Regions from separate parts of the Mus musculus genome. Here all the other regions are linked to region 2. The links are chromatin loops, found by intact Hi-C in ENCODE. Cell type or tissue: left cerebral cortex. All regions are shown on one strand. Region 1 has its middle 51 kb from the start of Gm42203. Region 2 holds the start of Gm24780 (a small nucleolar RNA gene). Region 3 has its middle 32 kb from the start of Gm42203.

Region 1 (8,000 bases), 350 kb after region 2:
GGGATATAAAAATGAACAAAGTTGGCAAAAGTAGGCATCCCAGCTCAGCTGCTAATTAATGCTGGAACTTCAGTCAGCTCGCTTAACCTTCTTGTAACCTAGATTCTACATTCATTTTTCTAAAAAGAATTAAAAAAGAAGTTGAAACTGCTGAAATTAAATAATGTAACTGATCCCTATACATAAAAGAAAGCTCTCAAGCTCTACACAGACTACTCCAATTGTTGATAATAATAGTCTAGAACATAAGAATGGCTTGTGGGCAGAAAACTGTGTGATAATAGCAACAATAACCTTATAAAATGTCTTCGCAAGAACCACACATGAACTTGTGGAGAATTTAACACTGAGGCTACATGGAGTAAACGATGTCTAACCCTCATTTTCCTGATGAAGAAACTGAGGTACATAGAGCTGTATAAATTTACAAATTTAGGGCCTATAACACCACTCACTGGTTAAGAGCATTGGCTGCTCTCGCAGAAAGCCAGAGTTCTGCTCCCAGCACCTATGTGACAGTTCACAAACACCCATAACTCCAGATGCAGGGGACCTGGGGCTCTCTTCTGGCCTCCAAAGGCACTATATGCATGTGGTACACATAAAGACAACTAGGTGCACACACATTCACATAACTAAAGATAAATAGATGTTTAAACATATCAATGTCACACATACAATGAGTGGCAAACCCAATATTTTAATTCAGACTGGCTCCAGATAACAGACTGAAAATACCATGTGTCTACTGGACCCTTGGTGACAAACTCCCAGCAGGGTGATTTAGTAATGATGATCAGATGTCTTCAGATAACGTAGAAAATTGTGTCTAACAATAGCATTCAATCTGGACCAATTTCTTAGACTATCTTTGACTGTGGAGCACCAATAATTCTCTAGTATTCTTTTCCCCATCTTGCCCAGGATGTCTGTGCTCGCCTGCCTCAGATCTTCTTCCTTGCCTGGAATTCTCCTCCCAAAGGCATTTCTATAGCTGATGTATTCATATCAGTCATGTTTCAGTAAATATCTCTTCCACAAAAAGCAATTTTGACTACCTTCCCTAAAATAATTCAACCTTTCGTTCATGTGCCCAAGCTCTCTAACTCTTTTTTTCTTCTTAGCACTTGCCATTATCCAAAATCGGATTAATAATTCATTTGATAATAACCTTAAGGTCAGAGATGATGGTGCTTCCTTAACTACTTTATCTTCAGTGCCTGGGCATGCCAGCTATAATGGAAAATGCTCAATAAATATTAAGCAAATGAATTAATTCCTCTGTGCCCCATCACTTTCTGATGTTATGATACTCAAAGGGTCCGTGGAGGAGATTTACATGGTGACCCTGTCAGAATCTGAATGGACTTATAACCCACCTCTCATTTATTTTCAGGCAACCTGCCCGTAATAGCACCTTGCTTTCTAACTAGAGGCAGAACTCAACTCTTCCTCCTTCCTTCCAATGATGGTCTGAGATATTTTCACTGATTTCCTTTCCTATCAAGATTCCACATGTTTCTTCATGTCTCATTACCTACTTTTCTTCCATAGGGATATATTTAGCATTTCTGAGTAGAACTTCCTGGGATCTTTGAACTTGTATTCTGTATGTTTGTTGCCAAAATATAGCTTGTAAGTATTTGCTGGCTAAGAGTTAATTCATTAGCATTATACACTGTGCTAATGACTGCATTAAAACCCCACATCATGTGGAGAAGATGAATGAAAGCCGCCCCCTGCTTCTCTTGATCATAACAATTTTGGAAGCATTCTAGAATTCTTTTCTTTTTGAATGACAAAAGCAACCTGTACATCAGTCTTTTGTCCTCCAGGTACTGTCTAGTCATCATTACAATGATAAATTGCTAGCTACAACTGAAGTTTGTTAGCCCAGATAGAAACTTTGGAATAATTATTGACAATGCATATTTTTAAAACCTGCAGTAATTAGATGATATGCATACATTATGTATGGAAAGGAAAGACTGCTGCTTCCAGAAACTCAGCTTCTTACTAGTGGAAAAGCAAATAGATGCTGACCTAACATACAGAAGCTGAAAAGCAAGCACATATTTCTTGCAGTAGTTTGGGAAAGATGCTACAAGCCCTATCCTCATTTTCTAAAGGCATCAATTCCTCATTGAACAGTGGTGGAAATAATAGCTATCCAGTGAATGGCTATGAAGGCAATATAGTAGATACAACCCTTTCTTCTCATTAAATAGTTCATTATGATATTTATGACTTATCATCCATATGTACAAACAAACTAAAACTTAAAGTTTTTAACTTATCTTCTTTGTCAGTTCAACCATAAGAGTTAGCTCGCAATTTTCAAGACAGTATTAAGAGCAACGGTTATTTGTATTTGTTAACCAAGACTGAGTATTTAATTCTCTGCAAAAGATTTAAAATTGGCCTCTCTGCTAGCCTTCTACTAAAATTATATCATATATATATATATATATATATATATATATATATATATATTACATATATATATATATTACTTCATATTTATTTTCTATATAAAGTAGAAACTGTTACCAACCAAAGTAAAAAATGTTTCAGTACTTTTAACATCTATAGAACCATGCTATGCATGCATGTTGCATATTATCCCTGGCACTGTCATGAACTTACAGCAAAGGAAGGAGAAAGGATGAGACAGGTACAATGAACATCCTCCTCTAGAGCATTTCACCCTTCTGCTTCTCTCCCCTCAGTGAGAGGCCACTCATCTTTCAGACTTCAGAAATCAAGTGTCACTTACAGGAACAAATGATTCACGCCCAACATGAACCTCATCCCTGTTTTCATCCATTCCACCATGAAAACTAAATGTATCTACATGGCAATTGGTTCAGCCTGTATCTTAAAGGAGACTATGGCCTTGAGCACAGCACTTGTACAAGTATTTAACTCATGTTAACTGTACATATTAATGAGGTTCAGTATGCATTTCCATACAGACATATAACATGTACACATCTAGTCAGCTGCCCCTTTTTGCTCTACATGCATATACCATTCCCAATCTCTTCTATTCAATAGTCTACTTCTAATTCAGTTTTTCTAGCTCCTGTATAAAAGAACACATAGTGACATCTTTTGGCACTTGATCAGAAGCTCCTGACTTCTGTGTCCTTTCCTCATATTTAAACTAGTTAGCACACCTCTCCTTCCTTTGCAGGAATGAGGTGGTAGGGATTTTGTATTCTGGTTCAAAAGCTGATTACATATGCATAAGAACAAACATAATTCATTACAAGAGATAAGAAAAACTACCAGATATTTTCTGGTTGTCTATTCTAAGAACAGATGGTGTGCTTCTGAGAAATATCAAGATATATGAAAGAAAACATTTAGGCAACTGATGTTCACGTGGGTGCTGATTTCTGGCTACAGAACATGCCTGTTGCTTCCTGACATCTGCGATATTCTTCTCTAAGTACCAGGGGGTGGAGGGGATAAAAAAAAATACAAATGACAAAGTTACAAAGATTGCAGGTTTGCGCATTAGTGAGTTATTCTAACTGACCTTATAAGGTATAAACTAACCAGGAACTCAAAGGGATGACTTCAGACACTGTTGCATAATAGACATAATTGAAACCGCATTGACTGCAATCTAGCAGACCTGAGTTCAGTATTTTGGCCCTATTCCTTATAGGCTGGGTGGGGTTTTTTATGTTATTTATTTGGTTGCTTTATTTTTGTTCTACCACAATCAGTAAGTGAAGCATTTCTATATTATTTTACTGACAAAGAAACTTTAAGCTTCTGTGATGCTTAGGTAATTGTTAGCTTGACAGAATCCAGAGTTATGTGAAAGACAAGGCTTCATGCAGACCCATGAGAGACTGTTTAACTTCTGGCCACGCCTGTAAGGGACGATAGTGATTAGGTTAGACTGAGGTGGGAAGACCCCCACTTAGAAACAGTTTTGGGCTGAGGCCCTAGATCTTACACAAAGGAGAAAGCAGGCTGAGTATCCGTATTTGTTGCTCTCTGCTCTTGACTAAACAATCACAGGCACTTTAACTAGTGATTAGCTAAATTTTTGAAATATAACCAAAGCCCAGCATTGTCTGATAAAACAGAGCAAGGCGAGTCTGAAAGTTAGATATTTAAAGGGGAAGAAATGGGCCTATTCAAAAGCAAGTTTCCAATGGAAAGAGCTGAAATTTTTGGCATAGATTCTTAGGCTTAGTTTCATTAGCATAATAGCAATCTCAGTTTAGAAGAATCACAATCGGAAAAGGGCTCCTCAAAGGACAGAATGAGAAGCACACTTGCTGAGACACTAAACAAGAAAATCCAGTCACTGGCTTTTTTCTGTGGTCTAGAAGGCTTTAAATCTCAATTTCACATTTCAATTGAAGCTCAGAGCAGAAACTGATGCAACAAGTCAGAGGCACTAAGAGGAAAGCCAATGAAAGAGAAAGACAGGCCTTTCTAGTCAGAAAAGACTAGAGACCCCTTCAGACATCAGCTTTCAGAGAAAGTACAGGACCTCAAAAATTCCCAATATTCACCCACTATTTGGCCTGTTATCAGAGTACTAGAATAAATAATACAGCAGGTTACCAGTGTACTGGAAGCATAGTGTGAAGGCAATAGGACTCAGAACAATTGAGTCTAAGATTAGGCCTCCTAAGTTTTATGTCTGTCTTCATCTTGCCTCTTCGTTGAGAGGAAGGACACTGAGGAAATTCAGATAACTGAGATAAGGCCTTGGTTTAAATCTTATCTCGATTTGGAATTGCCTTTATTTTGCTGCAGAAGCATCCCAAAAATTCCCCTGCCCTACCCAGAGCTGCAAAGGCCTGGTTCAAAATCATGAGTCCCTTATTTGATTGTTAAGAATTAGTTTATAACCTAAGATACTATATACTCATTCTTGAATGCCTGTGAGCTGCTTACTGGTGAGCTACCAGATAATTTACTAAGTATTACTTAAATCTGGTATTACAATTTGTATTAATCTCTGAGCTCTTTAGCTTTTTAGTAGATAGATAGATAGATACATAGATACATAGATACATAGATGTTTGTATCCCTTAAATTATTCATAGACTTGTTACATTCTTCATAATTGTAAGACTGTAATTTTATACTATATTACTTTTTCTGGGGAAGTGCTAATAAAAAAGACAGGGTATAACAACGAATCAAAGAAATGGGATTAGCTTAGTGAACCAATTTTTTAAGGTTACTTACAAGAGCATGGCTAACTCAAAGGCAGCTGGGGTTTCTTGCACAGCTTGCAAGCAGTGCCACCAAAGAGTCTTCTTCACTCTAGTGATTGTTAATTGATTATGAAACCTCATGAAAGAGATCTGGTGAATCTTATAACTTTCTTGAGGATTTTGTGAACTTTCTAGTTTTAGAAAATTTCTTCTGGTTCTAAGCCCCAGTATAGGAGAATGCCAGGACCAGGAATGGGAGTGGGTGGGTTGGGAAGCAGGGAGAGGGGGAAGGGGATAGGGGATTTTCAGAGGGAAAACGAGGAAAGGGGATAACATTTGAAATGTAAATAAAGAAAATATCCAATTAAAAAAAAGGAAAAAAAAAGAAAATTTCCTCTGTACTCCAGGAGGAATTATTCCTGTATTAGTTACCTTTCTATTGGTATGAACAAATACAAAAAAAAAAATGCAAGTTTAAGACACAGGATTTATTTTAGCTCATGAAGTAACAGCAGCAGGAATGTGAGGCCACTGTCACACTGTCCCTACTCAAGAGGCAAAAAGGATGAGCATTGGTGCTCACCTACCTGTCGTCTCCTTCCCTATTTATTCAGCTGCGACCCCATAGATGATGACACTTACATTTAGGATGGGTCATTTCTTTTCAGTTGAACCTCTCTTAAAACATCCTCACAAACAAATAGAGAATTTTGTCTCCTAGATGATGCTAAGCCCAGCCAAGTAAACAAAGACAACTAACAATGACCAATTCAATGCTGAGGGGAAAAACTACACAAGGTTTCACCCATTCTTTAGTCTCTTTCATTTTTTCGATCCTGTTTTAAGATGTTCTCTGAGCCTTGGAGGAGGTGAGAGATGTATTTAATTATTTTCTTCCATTTATAACTGAGCATTGGACCACCATTCCACAGCAACAATCACTTATTTTGACTGGTTATGAATCCTCCATGGTAACTGCTGCTCAATGCAAAAATGAGTTTCCCTGCCCAGAACTGACAGAAGCAATAACCTGACATATGAGTGTGAAGCACTATCTTTGGAAGGAGATTTAATACCATATGACATCATTTAATCAAATAATATCGGCAGTCATTCTTCTGGGCTTTATTAAGTCCTGGATCACAAGCTTTCCCTAGTTCATGGTATCAAACATGGGTTCTATTTTATGAAGCAGGCTTTTAGCCCAGTTTTTAAAAAATGGTTTCATAAATACCAATCACACTATCATTGTACCAAAGAGCATATTTTGCCTTGCAGGTTGACATATGCAGAGTCAATAGTGCAAAGAACCATTGACAAACGTTCTCACCTTAGCAATTGACATAATATTTTTAGGCATTATGAAAGCAGACAAAGGAAAGAGTACTTCCAGAAGTATTCAAGCTTAGTTTTTCCATGCCCAACAACCAGAGTATGCTCTGACTTCAGTAGTAGGTCTATCAAATTCAACCAACAGCAGTGGCAATAGCCCCTGACCAGCATAACCTTTAGATGTAGCCTCTTTGGGGCCGAGATCTTTCATCCAATAAACACTTGGCTTCTAGGAGTATCTTTTCCATATCACTCAAGCATTCTTTGTATAAGAAACCTTTTTATAGAGTTGAGCAGGGTCTTTGAAGGTCCATGGCCATTCATACAAAGCAAGTAACAATTGGTCTTGAATGACTATGAAAAAACTTAAAAGGAAGTATGAATAAAGACGAGTGCAGCAAATGAACTATGTTGGTTCCAGCAGTGTGGATGGATTTTCATACTTGAAACACTGCTGTAGAGCCACTTCACATCTCAACGTAGCCAGCTTGTACTCATCAGTTTAGCCCAAGACCAAAGGGGAGCAAAGCCCTGTGCTCTCATACATTCTAGCATCAGCTATACCTGGCTGCTGAAGAAGTCCTGGGCTGGATAAGAAGTCTCAAACCCCAGAAAGTAATGTATACAGAATACTCTGGGGAAATAATTGCCCAAATTTGAGAGAAGTGTAATCTTTCTCATCTCCCTATTATCTATTCTTTCTGCCCTACTAATAAATTAGTTCTCTGGCTTTGAAATTTTCCAGAGGCTTAAAGACACTGAATTTGTCTTGCTGTCAATTTTTCCTAGGAAATTCAGCCCCACTAAAATCTTGCCACATTTGCTACTTAGTGACCTAAATCTGCCCCATAATCTGCTTTGCCTTTTTTTCCATCCCTTCCTGAATGCTTTATTACATATTTTACTTACATTGTAACTGAAATCAATTAGATCACTCAGAGCCCCTATCTACCCTTCAAGGACTATGTCCAACCATGAAGCCCAGTAAAACCACCAAATTCTATCCCAATCCCTATAACCCCTGTGGGAAAACCTCTTCCTTAACTCTCTGAAGGATAAGTTCCAACTGGATAGGTAAATCAAATATTGTTTCCTTAATTTCCAGTTCTCTCAATAATGTTCATCCTTTCTCATCCTCCAGTCCCTGATACTCATAAGGAACTCAGTTAGGTAGCCAAGCAACCATAATGGCCCATATGAGCCAGTCCAAGGGAACTTTTCTGATAATGACTGATTATGAAACCTTTATGTCAAGGAAGGATAAATAGTTAATGTGACTCAGTCTGTTTCCATGGCACTTTGGCTGATCCATCTGCTCCCATGCCCTATTGTCTTCTCTCACAAGACAGGCTACGAGAGACTCCCTCATTTATTGTTTAAAAGTCTCCCCAGTTTGCGAAATGTAGAGGCAGAATATTCCCAGTTACTATATTTTACTTTACTGGGCCATTATTAAGGCCCCCATGTTCACGC
Region 2 (8,000 bases):
TTGGCAGGCAGGTGTCTATGGCCTGCCTGTGCAGTGGGTCGAGGGGCACTGTGGGCATCTTTCCCAACCTATACCTGAGTCACATGGTGGAACACAGATTTCTGTCTTCCTCCTCCCATGCTGTGCTGCCTGGGTTTGATTTGATTTTTATGAGTCCTAGGCATAAAACAGCTTTGACCATCAAGCCAGGCATCAAGCTAGGATGAACAAAGTACTGCCATCTGATTTGCCCCTGACTGATATAAAAACACCACCACCAACAAGGTGTCTCTTTGCCCATTGCCAGAACAACAGGTAGAGGGGTTGTGGGTCGGGGGACAGACACAGCTTTTAGGAAGTCTTGGATCTGCTGTGAGATTGTATCTGTTCTCCTTTGTGTCTAGCACTTTCAAAGCACTAAAACTTACTGAATTTGAGCATTTTCAGAGATTCTAATGTGTATGGGTTTTTTTTTTTTTTTTTTTTTGGAGGGGGAGGGAGCAGGGAATAGGGAGAGAGGTTGGGTTTATTCAGAAAAGGAAAACATTGTTGGGCTAGTTACTTCTCTGTCGCCATGACATATGGAGAATCATCTGGAGAGGGAATCTCGCTGAAGAAGATGCCTCCATCAGGTTGGCCTGTGAGCAAGTCTGTGGGGGATGTCCTTGATGGATATGAGAAGGTCCAGCCCACTGTGGGCAGTGCCACTCCTGGGCAGGTGGTCTTGGACTGTATAATATGAAACTGAATAAGCTGTGGAGAGCAAGCCAGTAAGAGTGCTCCTCCATGACTTCTGCCTTCAGCTCCTGCTGCCAGATTCCTGCCTGGAGTTCCTGCCCTGACTTTCCTTCATGATAGACTAGTAGCTATCAGATGAAGTAAACCATTTCCTCTCCAAAATTGCTTTGGTAATGATAATTATCACAGCAATAGAAAGCAACCAAGGACAGTAAAGCCAAGGACAGTGAAGGAGAACTTCTGAAGAAAAAGAAAGAAAAAAGAGGTGTGTCTGAAGCCGCACTAACTGGCTGATTAGAACTTCAGTAACACAGAGGGGTGAGAGTGTGGCAGGTTCTGAGCCTAGTTACCTTATCTGGGCTAGTTTTAGCCCCATGAGTAACCAAATAACCGTCCCTTATCCATCCCTTGTCCATCTCTGTGCCAAAATTAATATCCTGTGACTAACTTATAAAATCCTTTTAGACGCCATTACCTTAGCAGGCAACTAGCTCCCACAGACCCCCCAAACTAGGAATGTCACTGGGTAACTAATCTAATTCCTGCAGGGGAGATTCTCAAGTTGGTGTGATCACCTCTCTGATGTTCCCACCTATGTGCTTCAGCGAGTCATGACTTATACCTTTCTTTGTTCTGTTCCTATAAAAACTTCACAAAACTGATTCCATGCTGGAACATGAAATTTCAGGGTACCAAAATCTGTGTTCCTGGGCCATGGTCATTCACGTGTGAAATTAGAATAAACTCTTACTTATTCCCTTTGAGCAGCTGAGAGCTCTGTCTTTTGCATCAACAACACTGAATTAAGGAATTTTAAAAATGGATTCTCTGGTATTTCATACTTTAATATAATTTGTTTAGATCAGGCCCACCCATTTCCCAACTCCAGATAGGCTTCCAGGAGGGACTCTTTTTACACCTTATTTTTGCCATAGATTCATTTTACAGGTATTTTAAAAGTCCAAAGACAAGTTAACCTAGACTATTTGTTAGTGACTAAGTTTTAAAGTCATCCAACTGCACCCCAGTGTTCCTTCTCCAGGAGAGCTTTGAGTTGGCAAATGGCATAAGGTGAGGCTGTAAGGTAAACATAGATAATCAGCAACTGTGAGATACTTTAAATCACTGTCCTTTGTTATGTGGGTAGTGGGATGGAGGGATCAGTAAAATGGGATGAGAGGGAAGGAAACCTGGCAAAGGAAGGAGGAGCTTGGGGAAAGACTAGAGGTGAATGAAGATTTACCCAGAGAGGCATCTGGGACTCACCTGCTGGCTTAATGTTAAATACTCTGAAATATCCAATTACTTTTAATAAAGATCAGACACTCAGAGTATTGGGTAGTTAGACTAATCCCAAAGGAAAGCAATCTGACAACAAAGCTGTCATGTGTCTTGACCAAGACTCAATCTGTTATCTCTGTTCCAAAGAAAGCAGTTTACCACAATTAGGAGTTTTTTTTTTCCAACTTTCACTGAGAGGACTATGTCTGCCTTTCTCTACAAGAATTCTCATTCACTTATAAACCTCCAGGGGTTAGTGAATATTTACATACACAAATTGAGTGCTGATAGAGTCACAGAGCTGCATGCATGAGTCAACACCTTAGGATTTATTTCCATAACCTTCAATTTGTAAACCTGAGAACAGTTTGTTTTCTTGTCTGCATGGTACAGTTTTAGAACTATGATTGATTAACTCCTTATAAGAAAACCTTGGTCTGGAACCAGGCACACACATTGAAATGAAATTTATAGGATTTGGGAATAAAGGAGTCTTATACTGAGAAATGACTGCATCTCTAGAAAATCTATAATTTCACACAGCACTGAGAAGGTTCCAATGAACATTTTCACAATGTAAAGGGCTGATAATGTAAAACTGGTGTCTGGACCGCTTGGGAGCCACTTCTCAGAGAGGTGTTTTAATTAGGCAGACCATTTGGAGCTGATGATTGGAAACTTGAAATTAGCATAATGAATTATCTTATCTTTATTTCCCTTATAATATATGCCCACAGTTTTAAATTTCATTGCTAACTAACCTAAAAAGTTATCAGTGCAGGGAAACACACACACACACACACACACACACACACACACACACACACAGAAAAGTTCCCATCAGAAAGCTCTCAGCCCTTTGTGCAGTTATGTAACACCCACTGGAAACAAAATTTTCCCAATTGGGAATTACAGTTGGAAAGTTGCATTCAGAGTGAAAGTGTATAAAATGAGATTAAAAATCCTTTTAAAAATTCTCAGCAATTTTTAATGAAAAGCAGGAGAGAAACAAGACTCTCTGGACTCTTTCATTTCTGAGCAGGAAGTGGAACCTGTTGAATTTGTAAAGACAAGGCTAACAGAAATGAGAGCGAAGTCCCCTCGCCAGCGACTAGACAAAGGAAGTTTGTTTCTCATGCAGTGCAACCCTGAAAGCATGGTTTTTCACCAAAGGACTCAAACACCCTTATTTCTTCCATCCTGTATTCCAGCGGCTGATTTCAATGTCACTGGTTTTACTTGTATCTGTCTGGAAGGGAGAACTACAATGATCACTATCCTCAGCGGGTTTGTGGGTCCACCTTAAAAGGTCAGACACAGCCTTTCCTCTCATTCTCTTGACTAAAGTTTAGTCCCATTGAACTATGCTGGGGGCTGGGGATAGGGCCAACCTGAGTGTCCTGAAAGAAGAGAGGAACACTGGTGACATCAGAAGGAGATTCCTGCCACTGTAGACACTGCTTTGTACTTTTAACATGAAGTCTGAAAGAGAAGATAGGCACTATCCATCAATATCATTTGAGAATATTTCACACTACAAACATCTGTTTTTCTCAACCTCTAAATCAGTTCAGAGGCATTAGAGAGACTGTTTCTCTGGCTCTGTATTATTATGATTGGCAAGTATCTGGACTTTTAAAAGAAGTTTGTCTTAGCTATAGAGACGTGAGATCTTTGTCTGGAGACTTCCTACAGCTCTTATCAGGGTTGACCTAATTAGAACTCAAGTAGGGTTTTGTGATTCTAAATTCTCTTGCCACTGTGATGCCTAATTTTGGTTGTAAATTTGACTACATCCCGAATTAACTAGAACCCCAAAATAGGGGGGCACACCTGTGAGGAACTTTTTGCTTAATTTGAAGTAGGAAGATCCACTTCTAATCTGGATCTTTGAGATGGGTAGACAGGCCTTTAATCCAGATCTTTAAATTAGATCTAATCTGGGCCAAGCCTTCAGATGGAAGTCTGTATGATGACATAGAAGAAGGGAGATTTTGCACTTTGCCTGCTTGCCCTCATCTTGCTAGCAAGGCAATTACTTCAAGAATTAGAATCTACTTATTTGGGATTACAGCATATAAAGTCATACAGACTCATGGACTGAGTAACTTCTAGATTCTTGAACAATCTGTTCCTATCCAGCCACTGATGGATTAGTTAGACCTTAGCCTGTAAGTCATTCTAATATCTTTTATATTCTAATATCACACACATTATATATATATATATATATATATATATATATATACATTCTATAAATTGTTACTCTAGAGAACCCTGACTAATATGCCATGGTTGGCCCCAGCTCTTGCGCCCATCACCACAGCCCCGACTCATGACTTTGCTTTCAAAAAATATCTTGGTAGTTTCTTTTCCTTATTCCCATCCCCCATGTTTTTTTTTCTTCAAAATAGCATGCTGGAAATCGAAATCTGTGCTATAATTAAAAGCAGCAGCTTCTCTGGGGATGGGAATCATGGGAGCGTTCCCAGCTCGATTTGTTCCTCAGCTCAAGCTTACCATAAGAGCTGTTTTTGGTACAGGGACTCTCAGGGGAAATCAAAGGAGCCTTGGAAACTGGCTGAGGATTTCCAGGTTAAGCAGCATGGAGCCACCGCAGAGACAGGGCTGAGACACCTGCTGTTTGCTGAGCAGCCTATGGCCCTGACACCATAAGCACCTGCCCACTGTGCTGTGCCAAATGCCTCCAAGTCCCTTACTTCAGCTCATGCTACCAAAGTGGCATCACTTTGAATGTGCCGTTCCATGACTATTCTGCTAGAACAATGTTAAATTTTCATAGATTCAGTGCTGGGGAACACAGGAGAGAAAGCATTCATTATTACCATATTCAACCCAAAAGTTATTTGGCTAACAGAAGTGGGTCTTTTCTGATCAAAGTGGTGGTCTCTCATGTTGCTGAAGCGTGTTTGCTCAGCACACAGCAGCACATAGCCATTGTCTATATTGAAGTCGTTTAGACCTTTCCTCCTTCCGTATCATAATGATAATGGATGGACTGAATTAAAAATTGACGGCAAAAGTATTTTAATAGTTTGCCTTACCCATGTGTGGAAATTAATTTTCCTTCCTTACCTATATGCATTCAAGTTCTCTTCGTTAATATCTGTGTTGTTTATCCTTTAAAACTGTCCTAAAGAGCCTATTTTTAAACAGAGTTAGGGATTAAGAAAGATTTAACAACAAAAGTATATTGAAATTTAGTATGTGCTAGGCATTGCCTTCAGCTCTATGTAACTGATGAGACGAGTCTTGTAGCTTATACTCTAGGAGTGGGACCAGACAATAAGACGTAAAAATATAAATCAACTAGTGAGATAAGTGTGGTGAGTTGTTGCACAAATGATGAGAAAGATACATCTACAGAAAGACCCAGGGAAGAGGGGTTCTCCTTATACAGTCTCTTCCTCCTAAGAGGGAGGAGGAAGGTATATGAGAGTAGAAAGTTGATGAAAAATATGGAACTTGGAATGTTTCAAAATCCTGGAGCTAGAGAGAGAAGACGGCAGTGGAGCTGTCTGAAGGTGGCTCAGGGAATGCCAGGGCTGGGATGGGCTTTGTGCCATTGAGACACCCAGGCTCCTGTTAGTAAACTCTTCACTAGTACTCCCTTGAGTAAAGCCTACAAACTCACAGGTTAGCAAGCTAGATTCTGAGAGAATTGCTTGTCTGCTGCTGGTGTTCTCTATTGGGTGAATAGTTATCTATTCTTATGATCACAGCAAAGATCGTACAACAGGTCCACAAAAGAAAAGAATTGGCAACAAGCCACAGCCTTGGCATGCTCCAGCTGCAGCGCAAAGCTCATTTTTTTGCCAAAGCAAATTAAGAAAAGGAAAAGGTGGGAAAGGCTAAGGTGACAAACATTAACAAAAATCTTCAGAGTATTGAGGACGGTATTTATTAAGAATTTACCTGAAACTGATAGGGGACTGGGAAATAGTTCAGTGAGTAAGTCTGACAACCTGAGTTTGATCATTCACTGGGACCCAGATCTTGTAAGGAAAGCTCTGACTTCTGCAGTTGTCTTCTGACCTCTGAACATGTTGTGTACACACACACACACACACACACACACACACACACAAAGAGAGAGAGAGAGAGAGAGAGAGAGAGAACAATAATCATATAAGTGTAGAATTCACACTGAGCAGTAAGAGAAGGACAACTGGAGGATATGTGAGAGTCCCAGGGTTAGGACTCCAGCACAGGATAGTGTGCCGAAAGAGGCACCGAGATTAGTCATGTGTAATGTGTGCCTCAGAGAAAAATGTGGAATCAAGGACTCTTAGGTACTTAGGAGAAGCATGGTGTCATTTGTGATGACAGGGATGCTTTGCTGCTGGTTAAACCGCTCAGATGTTTATTGCATTATTAGTTTCTGTCAGACACTATGCTTGGTATTGCATACCGTGCGAACACCCCCCCAAGAAATTCTAAGTCAGAAATTATGAGAGCTGGCAGTAGGCAGAGGAAGAAGGATGAAGAGGAAATGACAAATTTAAGAAAAAACGTGGGAGTTAAAGAGTTGGCAGAATGTGGCGCCTGATGTTTGAGAGCGAGAAAGATTCTGAGATGATTTTTAAATTTCTGATGCAAGTGGGTTGATGGCAGAGCCTTGAACAAAGACAGGGAATGCACAGTCACAAGGTTGTTTGTGCACAGGAAATGCACGGTCACGAGGTGGTTTGTGGACCAGGCCATTATTCCCTTAACGATGGCAGCTAGTGATTGAATGCTGGCTGCTTCCTGTGTCCCCTGTAGTGCTTGCTGCTTAACACAAAGAGCCCCAACTTAAACCTATGGCACTGCTCTTGTTCTTATGCAAGCGTTATCTAGAACTCAGAGATGTTGTTAAATAACTCAATGTCATATATGCAGGGATTGGGAGAGGTGGGCTTAGTATAGATGTAGCTGCTGGGTTTGAGTTGACATAGATATGTGGTCAGAAGCACTTAGTGCATTTATGAGCATGGGCTTAGAGGTGGATCCTATTTGAGAGTCACCGGCATGATTGGCTGCCCTTGCATTGATTTTCTTCTTTTTCTTATCTCCCTTTCCACCCTAAAGTATTCTCTGGATCTGTCACTCAAATTAGCTCCTTGCCCTTGAATCCTTGTGCTGGTCTACTTCTGAGAGAGCCCAACCTAGAGGTAAATTTGAAAATGAGAAGCACTGAACAGCAAACGGCTTTCTTAGGAGCTGGCTGTGCAAAGAACGAAATAAGTTCAGAAATAATTGCAGGAAAGCAAGGTCTACTTTATAAGAAGAGAAAGTATTAGAAAGGAAAAGGTTGAAGAGGTCCTGATGAGGACTTGTGCTGAGAGAGTTTAGCAAACCAGGGGCAGAAATGCCGATGATGGCAGTAATGTGAGATTGGTTTAAAACTAGCTGGAGCCTAAGAAATGGCTCAGCAGATAAGACTAATAATGCTTGCAAACCCTAACACAGATAAAAACCAATAGCAGTGGTCCCCATCTCTACCCCTAGCATTCCTGTGGTAGGCTATGGGGACCAGGTCATTATTCTGTTGACAGTGGCAACTAAGTGTTGAGTGCTGGTCACTTCATGTGGTCAGCTGTGATGCTTGAAGCTTTACACACCAACTCCAGGGTACAGAAGAATCAGCTGGAAGCTAGGGGAACAGCTAGCTTGGAATATGCAACATAGACTCAAGAAAAATACCTCAATAAGGTGGAAGGGAGAAGCTATTGGCTCCCAGAAGTTGTCCTCTGACCTCTACATGTCACCATACCATGTACAGCATCTCCCTGATAATCTCAAGTCTAGTGAAGGAATTTACTATACAGATGAATATGTGAGCAGCTCAGATTACCCTCAGCTACTCTAGGTTCTGATGACCAGATCGGAGTCCATCATATTAAGGATTCATACCCTTGAATAATCTTTGTGCTGTCTTTTCAAATCCTCTGTTCTTTACCAATTCCTAACATATAACTCTGACCTTGAGATTTCCTTGA
Region 3 (8,000 bases), 260 kb after region 2:
GAATGATTGTGAGCATCTCTGAGTACAGACATAAGGCTCAGGTCATGTGGGTGAGAATAAAACAGAAATTCTAAACAAGCCTGGGGAATCACAAAGCAAAAGATCTCTGATTTACCAGGGAAGAATACAAGAAAGAGAGAGAGAGCCACCAAAGTCAAGGTAGACATCATAAAAACTCTGAAGACATCCCACAGATAAGGTCTGCCACAAAGAGCACTCCACCCCCTGGCATGACTAATGCCAGAAGTCTGGGGAGAGCCAGTCAACTGGACTGAACTGTGTGGCTTTGCTGAGATGTCACTGTCAATTAACATGGTGGCTGCTGTAGAATAATTATAATCCAGCAACATGGCAGCCCTGGAAAGGTATCACATCCAGAGACCTTCTAGGTCTTTATGATCTGGCTAGAATGCTGAAGTGCCACATACCTTTAATCACTCTAGCTGGAGTAATTCCTCTGGCTGGTATACAGACACTCGCCTTGGATCCTAAACAATGGAAAGAAGTTTATAGAAGGAAGCAGCTGTGTGTGAAATGACATCTAATTGAAAGGTAGACAAAGTGACAAACCAGAGAAAGATTTGATGGAATGAACAAATCTCTCATGAGAACAGATAGGAAAGAGAGACAACATAAGAAATGGTGTAGGGAGAGGGGGGCTGGAGAGAGGGGAAGAGGAGGAGAAAGAGAAATGGGAGGAGGAGGAAGAGGAAGAAGAGGAGGCAGTTTTACCAGGAGAGTATTAGACACAGGTTGCGGTAAAAACAAGTTGGACACAGGTGAAGACAGAACAGCCAGAGAATTAAAGCCAGAAGATAAGAACAGATTCCCAAAGTTAGTTTGAGGTCAAGCCGAAGCTGTGAGAAGCCAGTTTAAATCAGTCATTTTGGAGGATCAGACTGGATGGAGACTAGAAGCTTTCAGGCCTAGGCCTAGAGATAGTTAGAACAGAGGAATAAATGTTCTGGGCTCAGCCTAAGCTGTATATTTGGACAGCTTGGGCAGCTCTCATCTCATCACTTCATCTGAAGAAATAAGTTACTTTTACAGGCAGCTGCACACATCAGGGTCTGGTATACTCCTAGACAGCAGATAGAGGAGAACGGAGCGAGCTGGGAAGGCAGAAAGGATAAAAGCTGCCTGCGAAGAATTTCGAAGGCAGTGCAAGCTTGAGCCAGGAAAGTAGCACCCACCCCACCGTCATCCATCCTGCCTTGATCTAAACATAAATTCCATTAAGAGAGAAAGATAGAAGGAGAAAGGACAAGACACATTTCACCAGGATCTATGCTGACTTCTTAGTGATGTGATTGCATTCTCCAACAGTAACTGGAATGGAGGTTCAGGGGCTAAGCAGTATTACTTAAAAATGCATGTCTATTATTGCAATCCAAGTTCAAGGTATGGAGTGTATATCCCCCACAACAGCACTGTGAACTGCTTCCACCTTCACTGTGTTCCCTATGATAACATGAAATCTTTCTCTCCATCTCCCCTGAGACAAGAAGAAGAAAATGCAAGTTGGTTTCCTGATTCTTCGATAATCTACATTATCTAGATTCTTCTGTACAAAAGCTTGTGAATTGACTACTGGAAACATCTTCACTTCTTTGTTTCACAAAGAATGACCATACAGTGACAATTCTACACAGAAGTTTCCAGGCCCCATTTCTCCAGGGAAATGAGACAGACAAAAATATGGCCATGCATTAGGATGGAACTGTCTCACAGTCTAAGACACGGGAACTTTTGCTGGATCTCACAGCCAGAGTCGATAATATCCCTTGAGGTTACATAAGACATAACACTGCTATTCTGCTGTGTACTTGGACTGTTTAACTTACCTTTGTGACAATAATATAATAACCAACCTTACATGTGTTAAATTTCCCATGTATCAACTCTTATAACTTAAGCAAATGCAAAGCTGTAAACGTATGTATCCTTTCATGCCTCTGACCCAAGAGTAATGCATGTGTGTTACGATAATCATTTGCTGAAAACAGGCTAAAAGCAATTATAAAATGAGTATCTACTCTGAATGTTGACTGTAACATGAAGATATTGTTTATAATATTGTTTTTTATCTGATTCATTTGGGTTTGGTTGAAGTCAGTGATTTAATCACTTGTAAAACTGTCACATATTTCTGTAAAGCATCTCTCATTCCCTTCTATGTGATACTTTTTGTGTTGCTCAACACAAGAGAGAACAAAGCCCTTTGTTGGACACACACACACAAATGTGACATGCACAGAAGCAGGAACAGATTCAGGCAGGCACAGATTCAGACTCATTCAAGACAGAGAGAAGGATGGAAGACACAGGGAAGTGGAGTAGAGAATTCAAAAATGGCCTCACTCTTGGTCAAATGACACCAAAGTTGCTTTGTTAATTTAATATCCTCAATGGGACACTAGGATAGCATTGCCACTTAATTTACTATTAATTAGTATGCTCAAACTGGACATACAAATATTTTAGATCACAGCTAAATGTACAATTTTTTTAACATGTGTTAAAATATATTGCTTGAATAAGGGTACTTCAAAAGTCTTATTGCTTAAGACAAAACTAAAATTATTTAAATTTAATGATTTAATTCTACCTAATGTACAAGAACACAATAGATAACACAGAAACTACTTAAAGCTATAGATAGATAGATAGATAGATAGATAGATAGATAGATAGATAGATATTCCTCCTCTTTTCAACACTGCTTTGATCAGTGTTTTGTCACATTTTCCCCATGCCATGCCATACCCTGATTATACTCTTAAATTGCAGCATTGAACAGAAAGAAATGGAGGATCCTGCCTACACAGAGCTTACACTTTGGTTCACATTCCAGGAAGCAAATATATTCCTATTTTACATAGGATGCATTTTAAGGTGGGAGATAGAAGCAAATGCCCACATAAATTAAAAGTAGAGTTCAGGCTGAAAGCTACTGGCTCACAGACGATGTCCTTTTCCCTACATTGCACATATCTTGAAGAATGTAATTCAATGGGAAAATATCTTAGTAAAACCCAGTAGCTACCACAATCTGAGACATCTATGAGACGATGTTATCATATGTTTTTATTTGGGGTCCTTGATGATGATGATCATTTTTTTAAAGCAACAGAAACCCCAGTGGCACTGACTGAGGAGTAGGTCTTCTGAAGCAGATGGTGGCGAGCAGATGGCAGGCTGCTCCTTTCCTTTCAGCACCTCCTGTTGGAAGAGTGTGATCTGCAGGATTAGGTATATTTGACTTCTTGGGTCTCAACTGGTAGATATTTCTGGAGCAGATACTTCCTTCTCCTGAACGCGACATATTCACAAGCACAGTTTGTACATTTCCTTTTCTGTCACTGTTCCCATTCACTGTCCAGTTTTATCAACTCGAGGTAAAAGATTTACACTAAAATATGACCTTAAAAAATACAAATGCTTAGGTGTAAGGAACTCAAAGAAAGTATTCAAATCCTTCAACTTTTTCCAATAAGATGTGTGGCAATCACAATTCTTTGGACAAGTCAGAGTTGAATTAAATACACCTTCCAAGCAGCAGAGTTTAATGTGGCAACCATTAGCAAGGTGCTAGGAAGGTAGAAAGATGGCATGGTATGGTCTTTCTCAGTAGAGACTTTAAGATGTATAAGTGGTTTAAACAAGTGTACAATATTTGTTGTGTAAGACAGAAGATAGAGCTGCCACAGAGGTTTAGAGAGGAAGTTTAGACATTCACAATAAGAATGACACTTCTTAGCTAGATTGGGAAAGAGCTAGAGCACAGGAGAGTTGAGGTGAAAGCCCATTTCAAAATCAGACTTTGCAGAATGATGAGGCTTGTATAGCTAAAAATAATGGAAGGGTGCCATGGAGATGGAGAGTGTACCCAAGGAAGATGTGCACTGAGACTCAACAGTTAAGCCATAGGAAAAAAATGGATTCTGAAGTTTTGAAGACCAAGGCAAACTGTCTAAGCTTAGATCAAATTGTGACTGAGAACTATGAACAAATTCATTTCTGATGATGACACAGCCCATGTTTTGTTTTAACAATATTAGTTTCTTGGGAGAAGTGGAGAAGTTAATCATTACAGAGCCAAAGCACAGAAGGTAGTGATAGTAATTAGAGGTTATTTCCAGAGTTCAGAGAAAAGATAGCAAGAGTCTGAAATAGAGCTGGATCTTATTAAGTAAAAAGGAATAAATACAGATGGTCACAGTTTCTGCATTAAAAGCAGAGATATATATGCATCCTCTACAGAACATGAAAACTAAGACCTTATTAAAGTTGCTAGAGATAGTAACTTAACAAATAACAGAATTCCCAGGAACCCCAGACTCAACTCATTATTTTTCCTTCCTTAATGAATTTCTAGAACTTTAAAATACATTACTTGCATTTTCTATTAAACATGTACAGAGATAGTTTATACAGACTTTCTCTGGTGCTTTTATGCACTTTATGCATAAACAATCCTTGATTTGTGATGGGTCAATATGGTTTATCTCTTTTGCAGTTGTATTAGTCAGGGCGTTCTAGAGTAGCAGCACTTATAGAATGAATCTCTCTGTATATATGTAGGAGAAGGATTTATTAGAATGACTTACAAGTTGTAGTCCAATTAATCCAACAATGTCTGGTGTCTTAGTCAGGGTTTCTATTCCTGCACAAACATCATGACTAAGAAGCAAGTTGGGGAGGAAAGGGTTTATTCGGCTTACACTTTCATACTGCTGTTCATCACCAAGGAAGTCAGGACTGGAACTCAAGCAGGATAGGAAGCAGGAGCTGATGCAGAGGCCATGGAGGGATGTTCTTTACTGGCATGCTTTGCTAGCTTGCTCAGCTTGCTCTCTTATAGAACCAAGACAACCAGTCCAGAGATGGTCCTACCCACAAGGGGCCTTTCCCTCTTGATCACTAATTAAGAAAATGCCTTAAAGCTGGATCTCATGGAGGCATTTCCTCAAGTGAAGCTCCTTTCTCTGTGATAACTCCAGCTGTGTCAATTTGACACATAAAACCAGTCAGTACATCTGGCTATGAACAGAAAGTTCAAGAAGTTGCTCAGGCATGCGGCTGGTAGTTTCAGCTGGTCTTCAGTAGACACTGGAATCCCAAAGAAGTCGTCTCTAATGCCAGTGAATAGATGGCCTTGCTCCTGAGTCAGGAAAGGGCAGGCAGACAGGAAAAGCATCATTCTTCCATAGGCTTCTAGCAGAGGCGTGGCCCAGATTAAAGGTGCATCTTCCCACCTCAAGATCTGGATTAAAGATCAACTCTGAGGCTTTGGAGATCTTTTAACCTACATCACCGCCTCCATGTAAACTACGTATCTGACCATACATTTTTTATCTTTTAATACAATAGAAGAGTTCTTCTCTCTAAAAAGCTGTTAAGCCTTCTGTAGGGCAAACCCAATGTCTTGCTTTTACAACTTTATAAAGCTCTTTACAGAGACCTCTCAGGGAGGGCCTGGTAATTTACTATATTCCAGTGAACGTCCACACACCCAAGACTATTTGGAGTAGCAAAAATTGGTCTTGAAGGACTTTTTTTAATGATATGAAGTTAGATGAATATGGGAAAAATTAGGGGGTGAATATGGTAAAAAAAAATATTGTAAGAAACATGAAACTGTCAAATAACTAAATAAATTCAAAATAAATAAAAGCACTGGTCCATCTCCCTAGCCCCAAATCACTGTTTTTTATGTCTCATTTTCTATGTTCATTCTTTTCTTTCTGCTCTAAATCAACAAAATAGTATGCTCTTCCTCATTTCCATTATTAATATTTCTTAAAATCCCCCTTAAGGTTCATAGTTTTGGGCCATACACTAACCTCAGTAAGCCATGTCCCCTCTGGGGGCTTACAGAAACACAAACAATTCCAGCTGAGATATCAGTAGGCATAGTATTAAGTATTTGGCTGTTGTTATGTCAAATTTTATTACTCCCTCCTGAGTCTGCAAGCCTCCTGTCATACTGGTTTGGGAACCTCTCTATCTCACTCAAATAAAATAACTTTTCAGCCCTCCTCCAATTGCTTACCCGAACCTTGTCTCATTATTTGGAATACTTTCTCTCAAGCATCCTCCTACGATAAAGTATTTTATCAGGTTGGGTTTCTAAGCAAGATAATTCTTTTTACAAGAGTAATCCTGGTGTCAGCTAATGAAATATTTCCCTGTATGTGATTTGTGTGATTTATTTTCTAGCACAAAACTACATATTTAATCTAGTTCACAAATATTTACTCAGTTGTAAATAAGGTTTTCAGAGCATTCATGTGACTCAACCATTAATAGGGCCATAATAAAACTCGGATATTTTAGCTAGGGACAAGACAAGGTCAAAGGAGACAACAGATACAGAATTCAAGATTAAGTGCTCTAAGAGTTCAGTTTCATATGGGCTTTATTTTTAAAATATCTAAGACAATGGTTAGCACTTTTCCAGTTCACCATTCAGTTTAGAACTAGCTGGTCTTAAGTCAATGAAACCAAATAGGCTATTTACAAGGAGGAACACTAAATGTTGTCTCTCCCAGAGACTTGACACTTTGTTATTCTGTGTGCTTTGCACTCAGAGTAAGAGCTGGTGACTTATGAAACTATATTTTTACCATACGTAAACTCCATGTAATTTCTAGGCCTCTAAAAATATAAATAAGACAAATAATAATGATGATTGCTTAGGCAAAATATGCATAGTTTTTCAAATTGTAATGGGGAAAAGAGAGACACTTTCATTGATGATGCAGGGATGGGAATTGCCAATGCTCTTGTAAATAATACCTTGTCTGTGTTTCTGTAAGTGGCACTAATTAAAATCATAGGGTCGTGAAAGAGGAGACATGAAAGAAGGAAGAAAGAGATGAGGAGGAGGAGGGCAGCAAGGGAGAGTAAATGTGATCCAAATGCATTATGTCTTCTGTGAAAAGTCACAATGAAACCCATTATGTGGATAATTAGTATACACTAATAAAACACTTCAAAAGATAAATATGTCTTCAAGGAAGTTGTTAACATAGAATAATAAAATCTGTTAAACAGACAAATATATGTTTGTTTTATATTTGATGGCATAATCCAATGTTTTATTAGTCTGGCAGGATGACCAACATGAAATGAGTATTACATTGAGAGGATGCCAGGAGGGAAAAAAAAGAACTCTGTATTCAGCTCTAAGTGGCAGAGATATGTGAGTATGTGGAAAAAAGAGAGCATGCGAAGGACAGGAGGAGCAAAACAAGTCTTCTCTTGTCTTCCCTCTGAAACAGGCAGATTTCCTTGATAAGAATGGCACTTAGTGCACAGTTCTATCAGACCTTCAAAGAAGATCTAATTCCAGTTCTGCACAAACTATTTCACAAAATAGAAGTAGAAGGTACTCTACCCAACTCATTTTATGAAGCCACTATTACTCTGATACCTAAACCACAGAAAGATCCAACAAAGATAGAGAACTTCAGACCAATTTCTCTTATGAATATCGATGCAAAAATCCTCAATAAAATTCTCGCTAACCGAATCCAAAAACACATTAAAGCAATCATCCATCCTGATCAAGTAGGTTTTATTCCAGGGATGCAGGGATGGTTTAATATACGAAAATCCATCAATGTAATCCATTATATAAACAAACTCAAAGACAAAAACCACATGATCATCTCGTTAGATGCAGAAAAAGCATTTGACATCATCCAACACCCACTCATGATAAAAGTGTTGGAAAGATCAGGAATTCAAGGCCCATACCTAAACATGATAAAAGCAATCTACAGCAAACCAGTAGCCAACATCAAAGTAAATGGAGAGAAGCTGGAAGCAATCCCACTAAAATCAGGGACTAGACAAGGCTGCCCACTTTCTCCCTACCTTTTCAACATAGTACTTGAAGTATTAGCCAGAGCAATTCGACAACAAAAGGAGATCAAGGGGATACAAATTGGAAAAGAGGAAGTAAAAATATCACTTTTTGCAGATGATATGAT

What was found. A loop is a pair of places that touch in the nucleus more often than their neighbours do. Peaks named below come from ENCODE experiments on the same cell type or tissue, not always from the same donor. Only the 100,000 strongest peaks of a DNase experiment are listed, where the experiment ranks them.
Region 1: it touches region 2 in a loop (4-fold over the local background); 2 of 42 quality-filtered maps call a loop at or near these places.
Region 3: a loop joins it to region 2, with 3 times the contacts of the local background. A loop is called at or near these places in 2 of 42 quality-filtered maps.

The regions. Positions count from the first base shown.
Region 1 is chr3:33,738,916-33,746,915 of GRCm38, forward strand. No RefSeq gene overlaps it. Among named protein-coding and RNA genes, the nearest start is that of Gm42203, 51 kb to the left of the region's middle. In left cerebral cortex, no CTCF peak of the experiment used is centred here; DNase peaks (open chromatin) are centred at 3,417 and 3,948; H3K27ac peaks cover 1,732 bases.
Region 2 is chr3:33,392,910-33,400,909 of GRCm38, forward strand. Gm24780 (a small nucleolar RNA gene) reads right to left here and starts at 290; the gene lies at 148-290. In left cerebral cortex, no CTCF peak of the experiment used is centred here; DNase peaks (open chromatin) are centred at 639, 4,520, 5,623 and 6,539; H3K27ac peaks cover 4,992 bases.
Region 3 is chr3:33,655,582-33,663,581 of GRCm38, forward strand. No RefSeq gene overlaps it. Among named protein-coding and RNA genes, the nearest start is that of Gm42203, 32 kb to the right of the region's middle. In left cerebral cortex, a CTCF peak has its summit at 3,224; DNase peaks (open chromatin) are centred at 2,870 and 3,227; H3K27ac peaks cover 1,324 bases.